Linked DNA regions of Homo sapiens: region 2 is linked to region 1. A link is a contact called in ENCODE Hi-C data. All regions are on one chromosome and are shown on one strand. Each heading gives the region's core, a stretch centred on a gene start or an enhancer-like site at or near the end of the contact. The rest is flanking DNA. Distances are from core to core; before and after follow the strand shown. Region 1 overlaps MIPEP (mitochondrial intermediate peptidase). Region 2 overlaps USP12 (ubiquitin specific peptidase 12).

Region 1 (4,724 bases), core at 1,489-3,988:
AGAGAGAAACATTTCTAACGACATTGTGGGAGACCTAAATCCAACTTACTTGAAACACCCCTATACCCCTGCACCTTTCAGTTACAAGACTCAATAAATTCCCTTTTCTGTTTAAGTCCGTGTGAACCACGTTTCTATCACTTGCAGCTGAGAAAGGCCTGGGTAACATTAAGTCAGTCACATTGCTAACTGCACCAAGAATCACACTGTTAATTGCACTAGGAGTCACGGTGCTCAACTGCTCCTTACACGAGCCTTTGAGTGATGAAAAAAGCCTGTTTGTTTTGAACCCCCATACAATCACTTAACTACCTAGATGATCTCAGACAGGACATATAATGTGTCTGTGCCTCCAAATGAGCCCCAAATACAAGGATATAATTTAATTTATAAGGTTATTTTGAGAGCTAAATTAGAGATCTTTTCCCAAAGGAATTAGATAGAGTCTGGCGCCTAGAATCCAATAAATGGTAACATTACTCCTGCTCTCTCTCCTGACATGGTACTCAACAAGATAAGATATGTAAAGCATCTATTATAATTCCTGGTACAATGTAAGATACTCAATACATGTTAATTCTCTTTGCAATGAAAATGATTCAGGACTGGTAATCACATTCATCTTACATCACTATTTTTCACATTGTAGAAAAATAACTAAAAAGAAGAATATAGACCAACTCCAATGGCCTTTTTAACCCCCACATTTCCAAAAAGGTACAAAAACACTGTTAGAGGGAGGAAAATAAGAACATATAAATGGGTAGTTGGAAATATTAAATGAACCAGGCAATTTCCAGCATTTGAGCCATGTGAAGCCTCAACATAAATGTAGGGATTTCAAGTTCTCCAAAGGGGAAGATAATCACAAGCTACAGAAGTAATAGCAGAACCACTCAATACACAAAACAGAAGCCAAATGCTGGACTCACAGTATTTGGAACATATGGTAGGCCATAGAATTTCTCTTGTGTTTCCTTGAGAATGTCTGTGGTTGAATTCCTCAGGGGATGCTTCCCATGGTAGATTTGATCCAGAGTGGCATAAAAGACCTAGATAGATAAAAACATCTACTTAGTTTTGGTCGTCCATCCTCACATCAAGATGTGGTTGACCAAAGATGCTATAAGTGCACCAGAACAACAGTTACCAATCACAGTTGAAAACAGTCACAAAAATAAACTTACATGGTTTGAAATGTATTTCATACCACATTTAAGACCATGCTAAAGATTAAAAGGAATGCTCTCAACCTTTTCATAAATAAGAATATTAAAGAATTTTGAACCATACCCATAAGATACTCTTTATGTACAATGGCAGCAAATCAAATATGTGACACAAAACTGGAATTTTGCCAAAATATATGTAGACGGAAGGCCAGGCGCGGTGGCTCACGCCTGTAATCCCAGCACTTTGGGAGGCCGAGGCGGGAGGATCACGAGGTCAGGAGATCAAGACCATCCTGGCTAACATAGTGAAATCCCGTTTCTACTAAAAATACAAAAAAATTAGACAGGCGTGGTGGCAGGCACCTCTAGTCCCAGCTACTCGGGAGGCTGAGGCAGGAGAATGGCGTGAACCTGGGAGGCGGAGCTCGCAGTGAGCCGAGATTGCTCCACTGCACTCCAGCCTGGGAGAGACTCCGTCTCAAAAAAAAAAACCAAACAAAAAACAACAACAACAACAAAAAAATCTATATCTATCTATCTATCTATCTATCTATCTATCTATCTATCTATCTATCTGTAGGCAGAAATATACAAAACCAGTTACAACTTTAGACCCGCTGGATCTAACAAATGTTGTTTGGTTTCCTCCTGGAATCCTGATATATCTTAAATGAGAGAAATGAAACGGTCAGAATTCTAGTTTTGTGATAAAAGGTGAAAGAAAATTAAATAGGTGTGGTGGGGGTAGAGAAAGAAATAGCAATGCAGCATCTCGTGAGTATAGATGTATCGAAGAATTCTGATGCAGCTGTTGGAGAGGTTGGAACTAGACTCCCACACCTGGTGTCAGGAAGTACAAAGGAAGCAGCTGCTGTATAGGGAGGGCTCAACTAGATGACCAGGGGAAAAGGAGCACTCTCCTCTGAGTAGAGGATATAGGCCACTGAAACACAGTGGGAGAAGAAAGCATTAAAGAAAGTTTGGACATGAAATCTGCTGTTTACAAAGTACTGAAAACTAAATTTTGCAAAGAAATCTAAAATAAACATAAAGCATTTTTTCACTGCAACATCTGACTCAAATATTGTTTTTCAACACTGACTTGAACATTTGACTTCATGCAGGCAAGTAGAAAATGCTTTATTTTAAAGGACAAATTTTGACACGCAATTATGCTTCTGATATGTATCTTTGTGATTCAGAAATGGGATTTGTAGAGAATGTGCAGCTGTTGACTTGAAAGAAGTGAGGATTAGTTTGGTTAAAAGAGAAAATTTAAATGACCTCTGGCTTCTGGCTGCATCTAGATATAGAATTATGGTTCTAAATTATAAAGTTAAGTTTAAACCTTCCCTAGAAAAATACAGACATTTCCTAAATATAAATATTGCTTTCTTCTAACTGGTAATCTAAACATATAGCTAAATATAGCTCTTTCAATTCTACATTTTATAATGAGTAACGATGCATAAAGATAATCAGGGAGGCCAAAATTACTCAATGTCTTACCTATATTCTAACAGAGTAAATTATCAGGAACTGAAACTCTTACATTCTAACCTCAACTGAGGTGTTATTTTGCCCCAATGTATAAATAAATCAGAATTCAAGAGTTTCATTTCTTCAATTATGCCTTTTACAAAATGATATAAACATGGGGTAACTTTTTTGAATTATAAAAACAGAGCAAAATAAATTAAATATGAAAACAGAGCAAAATAAATTAAATGTGCATTCTTTTTATGCTTATTTGCTGATAAACTAAACAATTCCAAAGACATGAGCCTATCTGCCTACCCAGGGAGTCATGCATTCCTGGGGCCAAGAAACTTATTAAGTCACAGAAAAATGAAGAGCCTATTTTTAAAACAATAATTTTAAAAAATGTACAGTTTTAAAAACAGTGTTTTTTTTTTGTTTTTTTTTTGAGACAGAGTCTCGCCCTGTCGCCCAGGCTGGAGTGCAGTGGCGCGATCTCGGCTCACTGCAAGCTCCGCCTCCCGGGTTCACGCCATTCTCCTGCCTCAGCCTCCCGAGTAGCTGGGACTATAGGCGCCTGCCACCACGCCTGGCTAATTTTTTTGTATTTTTAGTAGAGTTGGGGTTTCACTGTGTTAGCCAGGATGGTCTCGATCTCCTGATCTCGTGATCCGCCCGCCTCGGCCTCCCAACGTGCTGGGATTATAAGTGTGAGCCACCGCATCTGGCCTTAAAAACACTGTTTATGTCCCCATAGAAAGTTGAAACAATTCACTTCCTTTCCACCCGTGTTCATCTCCACTGTCCAAGTGTAATATAAAAGCTGAACCCAGGCAGCTCCTCTACCAGGACTTTGCCTCTCTCTGTCTCTAGGGGGCTATTGTTTTTGGAGGGCGGAGGAGGGAAAGGTTGGTTTTCCATTTTAAAAGAAAATTATCAGAACACTTTTTCAAGAAGAAAGCCACAAAACAGACTTTTAAAAGCCAGGCCTTCTACTAAAGATATCAGCAAATCAAGACTTTTGCCAAGTAATGTTAATTTTTAAAAATAACTCAGAAATCCTTTAAAAATTATATTGATATGAATAGATACTGAGTAAGGTAAAGCAAATATAGATTCACGGTTTTGTCTATATAATAGATTTCCTTCACTGAAACATGTATTTCATGTTTGAAGGTACAGAAAAACAGAGCACATTTATTACCTTCTAGGGACTGAATTTTACAAAACTATAAAGCAATTAAATAGTGATTACTTTGTTAAACAGGTAACTGAATCATCATAAAGTGAATACTGCCTAAGATGAAAGATGGGTGTTTAAGGTGTTTACATAACTCTCAAGATCTGAAGAGGAGTGAGAATTCCATAACAATCTCAGTCATTACAAACATCTACGCATCTGATGTCATGCAGACCTGGCATCCAGATGGTTCATGAAAGTTTTCTGGTCTTCATCTCAAAACCTGGGAAGTTGGTTTTGAATATTATCTAAAACTAACAGCAATTACTATCTAAACTTCAAACCTAAAAACACAAAAATTTTAAAAAGATACAAAATGAATAAACATATGTATATATAAAATTAAGTTTGAGCCTTAATTTAGCTGGCAAAATGTGTGATTTAGAAGTTGTGTAAATTTTCTAAGCTTTCATTTTTTCCCAACTGAAAACGGGAAATAGTCTTTTTTTTTTTTTGAGACAGAGTCTCACTCTGTTGCCCAGGCTGGAGTCAGTGGCAAGATCTCGGCTCACTTCAACCTCCACCTCCCAGGTTCAAGCGATTCTCCTGCCTCAGCCTCCTGAGTAGCTGGGATTATAAGCATGCACCACCATGCCTGGCTAATTTTTGTATTTTTAGTAGAGATGGGGTTTCACCGTGTTGGTTAAGCTGGTCTCAAACTCCTGACCTCGTGATTCGCCCACCTCGGCCTCCCAAAGTGCTGGGATTACAGGTGTGAGCCACTGTGCCTGGCCAGGAAATAATTTTATTCAACGCCTACTTCATAAGGGCAGTGTGAGGACTAAATGAGTCAATTTTGGTCAAGTTCTTTGAACTCAGATGAAAGATGTTTT
Region 2 (4,724 bases), core at 1,131-3,630, 3.3 Mb after region 1:
TTTAATAGTAACGGAGTTCATACTCCAGATTCCATATGCAGACTCTGACTCACCCTAATAAAAAGCAAATTATCATCAAACTTACATAGTTTTATCAAATACTCGGAATATTCCATACACTTCAAATAAAAAAAAGTACTCATATTGTGAACTATCTAGAAAGAGTTCTTCATTCTTACCACAATAAGAAAGTGACCTGTAGCTCTTTCCGTGTCACTGAGACAACAGGAATATTATATTAAACCACAGTTAAGTGGAAAGAACAAAGCAGCATCTCTGCCAGTCCTGTTTTCTAGACCTCGATTCCCCTGACCTATAAAATGTGGTTCTCTCTTACCATTTTCCAGCTATAAAACTGTGGAAGAACTGAAAACAACTTTTAAGTTCTGCAAAAATAAAAACCATTCTTAGTAACCACACCATCAACAGCTCATAAAATGACAGTGTCACTCTAAAGCTATGCGTAGGCCAGGTGCAGTGGTTCATGCCCATAATACCAGCACTTTGGGAAGTCAGAGCAGGAGGACTGCTTAAGGCCCGGAGTTCTAGAGAAGGCTGGGCAACATAGCAAGACTCTGTCTCTACAGAGGATGTTGTGGAGCACGCCTGTAGTCCCAGCTGTTCGGGAGGCTGAGGCAGGAGGATCATTAAGCCCAGGAGTTCGAGGCTGCAGTGAACTATGACCTGGGCGACAGAGTGAGACCCTATCTCTTAATAATAATAATAGCAAATAAAAATAAATGTATGCATAATTTTTGTGAAGGATGTTAGAGAAATGCTGCAAAGAACTTTATTCCATTAATGTAGTTTCGGTCTTTTCAACAACAAGAAAGCACCACTCTTTGATAAATGGTGGGGAAGTAGAAAAGAACTGGCTGCCAACTGGCATGAAGCACGGTCACATCCAAAACATACGAGTGGAGTGACCAACATGAAAAATGGCAGAGTAGAAAGCTCCCAGGGTTAGTCCTTCCACCAAAACCATTAAGCTGAAAAATACATCAGAATCAACTATTCTGAACCTTAGAACCTAATCAGACATTAAACACCCAGGGCAGTAGTTGATGAAGGGAGAAGAGAGCACAGCATGCAAACCAGCTACTATTCCCTACTCCTCAGCATCCCCAGAGGCGGGCACAGGACCACCTCCTAGAGCAGCTGCCTAGTAACAGGGCTGGCAGCGGGAACCTTGCCCTCAACAATTTAGGATTGTGCATTTTGCTCAGTTCTGGCAGTAGCCTGGGGAAACAGCACAGATTCTTGCTTTTGTTTCTGTCCCCTTAGGCTGCAACCTTTCTTGTTTTTTTCCCTTTATTGAGGGGGATGGGGATCCAGACATTATACTAAATCTCTATCAAGTCATAGCTGTCCAGAGATAGTAAGACAGAAACTTCAGTGACCACACACAACAAGGAATACAGACTTTGCAAAACTGGTTTAGAAAAGTCATTATACAAATGGATGACTGCAAGCCTCAAAAAAGCAATCACTGAGGAGGTGGAGAATCTGATTTTCAGAGTCACCACATTACAACATTCAAACTGTTCAGTTCTCACACACACACAAAAAAAATCACAAAACATGCCAAAAAAAAAAAAAAAGGAAAATATGGTGTATTTGCAGGAAAAAAGAATTTGACAGAAACCATCCCTGAGGAATTCCAGACACTGGAATGACTAGTCAAAGGTATTATTAAATCAATCGTATCAACGGTATCACACTGGGGTCCCAAAACAAGAGCTGAGCACGCTTACTTCCCCACGACTAACGTGGTTTTTTCAGTGAGTCACTTGTTGAAATCTCAAATTTCCTGGATGAGAACCATTTCTGCAGGGATCAAATGAGGTCAAATCACAAGTCCAAAAAGATTACACAAGTATCACAAGTCCAAAAGATTAGCTAATTCTTGAAGGCAACAACATTTAAATTCCACCACTTTGCTTCAGCAAGCCGTGACGCTTAAAAACAAGGGTGTCAGAAAAATTCTGGATGAAAAGATCAGTTCATGAAAGTAAGGAAGGAATAGTGTTGTGCAGCTATAGAAATAACAAGAGCTGAATGACACTCAAAGTTTATGTGTGGCATTTTCAAAATGCAGTAAAATTCATTTTTTAAAATAAGCACAGATTTACATATGTTAAACACAATTTGAATACAAATTCAGAATGCAGGAAGCAGTCAATATGGGAACTTGAGTGTGGGTACATTACAAAGAAGAAAGGTAAGAACTGGTAAGAGACACTTTAGCCATAGCAGGCCAGAAGGCTGCACAGGTGTGAAACCCTCCTGGTGAGAGGGTGAGCAGTGAGCTCCACCACCACTTCTCAAACCACGTGACTCTGGGTGAGTCACTTTCTCAGTCTTAGTTTCCTCACCATATCATACAGGAAAATACCTACTCTGCCTACCTCGGGGTTACAGAAATCAAATAGTGAATGTGAAAGTGCTGTAAAACGTAAAGCATTATGTAAAGGTATGACTAGAAACATGAGTCATTTGGATTTTTCTAAGTAATCATTTTACCAAAGTGAGCAACGTGATGGAAACTTGCCCCAGTAGAGTGAAGTACCTTGTTCAAGTACACTTGGTTTTGAAAGCCACTATGTAAATGGAAAAGAGACCACTCTTTAACCTATGTAAAAGTCTGAGGTTAGCTTCCTATGGACAGTTAAAATATCAGAACAAGCACCAAATCCCTTTCATATGCTTTGTATAAAACCTTTTATTTTATAAGTACTCTAAGTTCACAATCTAAAAATAATTCAAACTGTAAAGAGGGTGTAAAACTCAAAGTATTATTCACCACTCCCTCTCTTAAGGTTCATTTCCCTGGAGACAATACCCATTAACGGTTTTAGTTCTTAATAATGATTATCATAACTTTAAATAATATATTGCATGCCTCAGTCAACAGCTCTTAATTCTGTGCTTTTGCAAGAAGAGAAATTGACACACACACTACCTCCCAACTCTCCTTCCACAGGCCACCTCCTAATTTTTATTACGTGTCACTGGGTAGAGTATTGTTCTAGTGCTTCTACTGGTTCTACATCTAAATCTTTAGCTAGATTTACCAATTCTCATATAGCACGTAAGAAATCCGGGCTATGAAACAAAAGGAAATAAGCACATTCACCTTTCCTGCTATCCCTCATTTCCTCCACCTCCCAGCCACTTACTCATATATTCAGGGATTATAACATTTACATTAGCTTCTATAATTATATCTTCCATGCTTTATCTTTGGTGTATTCAAAAAGCAATTAACTAGAAAGAGTAGATACTTGAAGGGTAGCTAATGTGTGCAAAGGAGATTGGCTTATGAAGTAGAGAGGGGCCAGTAGAAATGTTAGTAACTTCAAACAAGAAAATTTTAGTTACACATGTTAAAAAATGTATAGGTTACTAGCAAAACATAAAATATCATTCCAATAAAAAGCAGTACAGGAAGGCAAAAAAAAAGAAAAGAAAAAGAAAAAGCAAAGGAACAGAAATATAGCCCTCACTCATTAAATTACTGCCCCTCGAAGGAGACTCTTCCATGTTCCAATCTCTTGGTTGTCCTCAAGTGTCTGGAAATCCCTGGTTGGCTGTACGGCTTTGTGAATGAAAGATGGTTAGTGTAAGTATCTCAAGAGGGTTTCCTCTGCATTTGCGTAGGTCTGGCTGTCCTAAAAGATCGTTGGTTTCAAGTTCTATGTGTGTGAGGAGCTGGTGGGCACGTTAACAAGAAGAGCAGTACTCAGAATAGGAATGTCCTTGTCCTGTGTCTGCTGTAAAAACCAAAGTGCTATGTATGAGCTCTTCTCTGCTCTCTCCACTCTCACGCACTCCTCAGACAAAAGATCACCCACTTTCTGGCAAGACCATGACTCTAGCCTTATCCTAAAGGTGAAAGCCTGGCAAACCAGCCACTCTGAAGGGGACAGAAAGGAGGCTCCATTGAGCCAGCTATTCTGAATGAACTTCTTTAATTACCATGGTGATGGCAACACAGCCATGCTCCTACTATGAACTGTTGATTCCAAACTCAAGCTTCCACCAGGGCTCTCTCAAGAAGCCCAGGGTCAGCTGTTAACTAACACTTATTAATTATTCTCTCTCCTGCTGTAACTTTTTCTACTAGCTGTTGTCTCTCTAATCCTATTTACTATCTTGCAATCCTCTAGGAATCCTCAAAAATATCTGATCTATTAATAACACAGTCTATCCTCTAGCTCTATTCCAGTTCAATAAACTTAACGCAAACACCACACTCACCACACTCACATGACATCTTTCTGTTATTTCTATAAAAATTTTAGAATGGGTGTGCACATGCTTAGACTGATCTCAGGATCCTTTATAACATAGTTTAACAAGAATAGTATTACTTCAAAGTAGTCTACTCTTCCCAGAATATAAATTATCATCTAAATTACGTAAAAAGCTTTGCTAGTAAACATCTACAATACCATCCTGGCTAACATGGTGAAACCCCGTCTCCACTAAAAAATACAAAAATTAGCCGGGTGTGGTGGCGGGCACCTGCAGTCCCAGCTACCGGTGGGGCTGAGGTAGGAGAATGGCATGAACCTGGGAGGGCGGAGCTTGCAGTGAGCCAATATCGCGCCACTGCGCTCCAGCCTGCGACAGAGCAAGACTCTGTCTCAAAAAAAAAAAAAAAAAAAAATTCTACAATAATGGGAGAAATACCTGGAGCTAAATCAATCTGATCGGAAACT

The links. A loop is a pair of places that touch in the nucleus more often than their neighbours do. Pooled maps may share reads with other maps.
Region 2: a loop to region 1 is called in a pooled map, with 11 times the contacts of the local background. The contact joins two enhancer-like sites. A Hi-C loop is called at or near these places in 2 of 37 single-sample maps with no recorded cell type and 2 of 50 pooled maps.

Annotation. Positions count from the first base shown.
Region 1 is chr13:23,805,018-23,809,741 of GRCh38, forward strand. It overlaps MIPEP (mitochondrial intermediate peptidase), which reads right to left. Exons shown (of 19, transcript NM_005932.4): 16 at 933-1,052. Among named protein-coding and RNA genes, the nearest start is that of PCOTH, 81 kb to the right of the region's middle. RefSeq lists enhancers at 1,905-2,054, 3,338-3,387. Within about 2 kb of position 2,739, at least 2 of the 41 ENCODE cell types and tissues checked have a DNase peak (open chromatin) inside an H3K27ac peak, as active enhancers do.
Region 2 is chr13:27,128,976-27,133,699 of GRCh38, forward strand. The region is part of intron 1 of USP12 (ubiquitin specific peptidase 12); the gene reads right to left. The region is part of intron 1 of USP12-AS1 (USP12 antisense RNA 1); the gene reads left to right. Among named protein-coding and RNA genes, the nearest start is that of USP12-AS1, 5.8 kb to the left of the region's middle. RefSeq lists an enhancer at 2,096-2,165 and a silencer at 2,196-2,245. Within about 2 kb of position 2,381, at least 12 of the 41 ENCODE cell types and tissues checked have a DNase peak (open chromatin) inside an H3K27ac peak, as active enhancers do.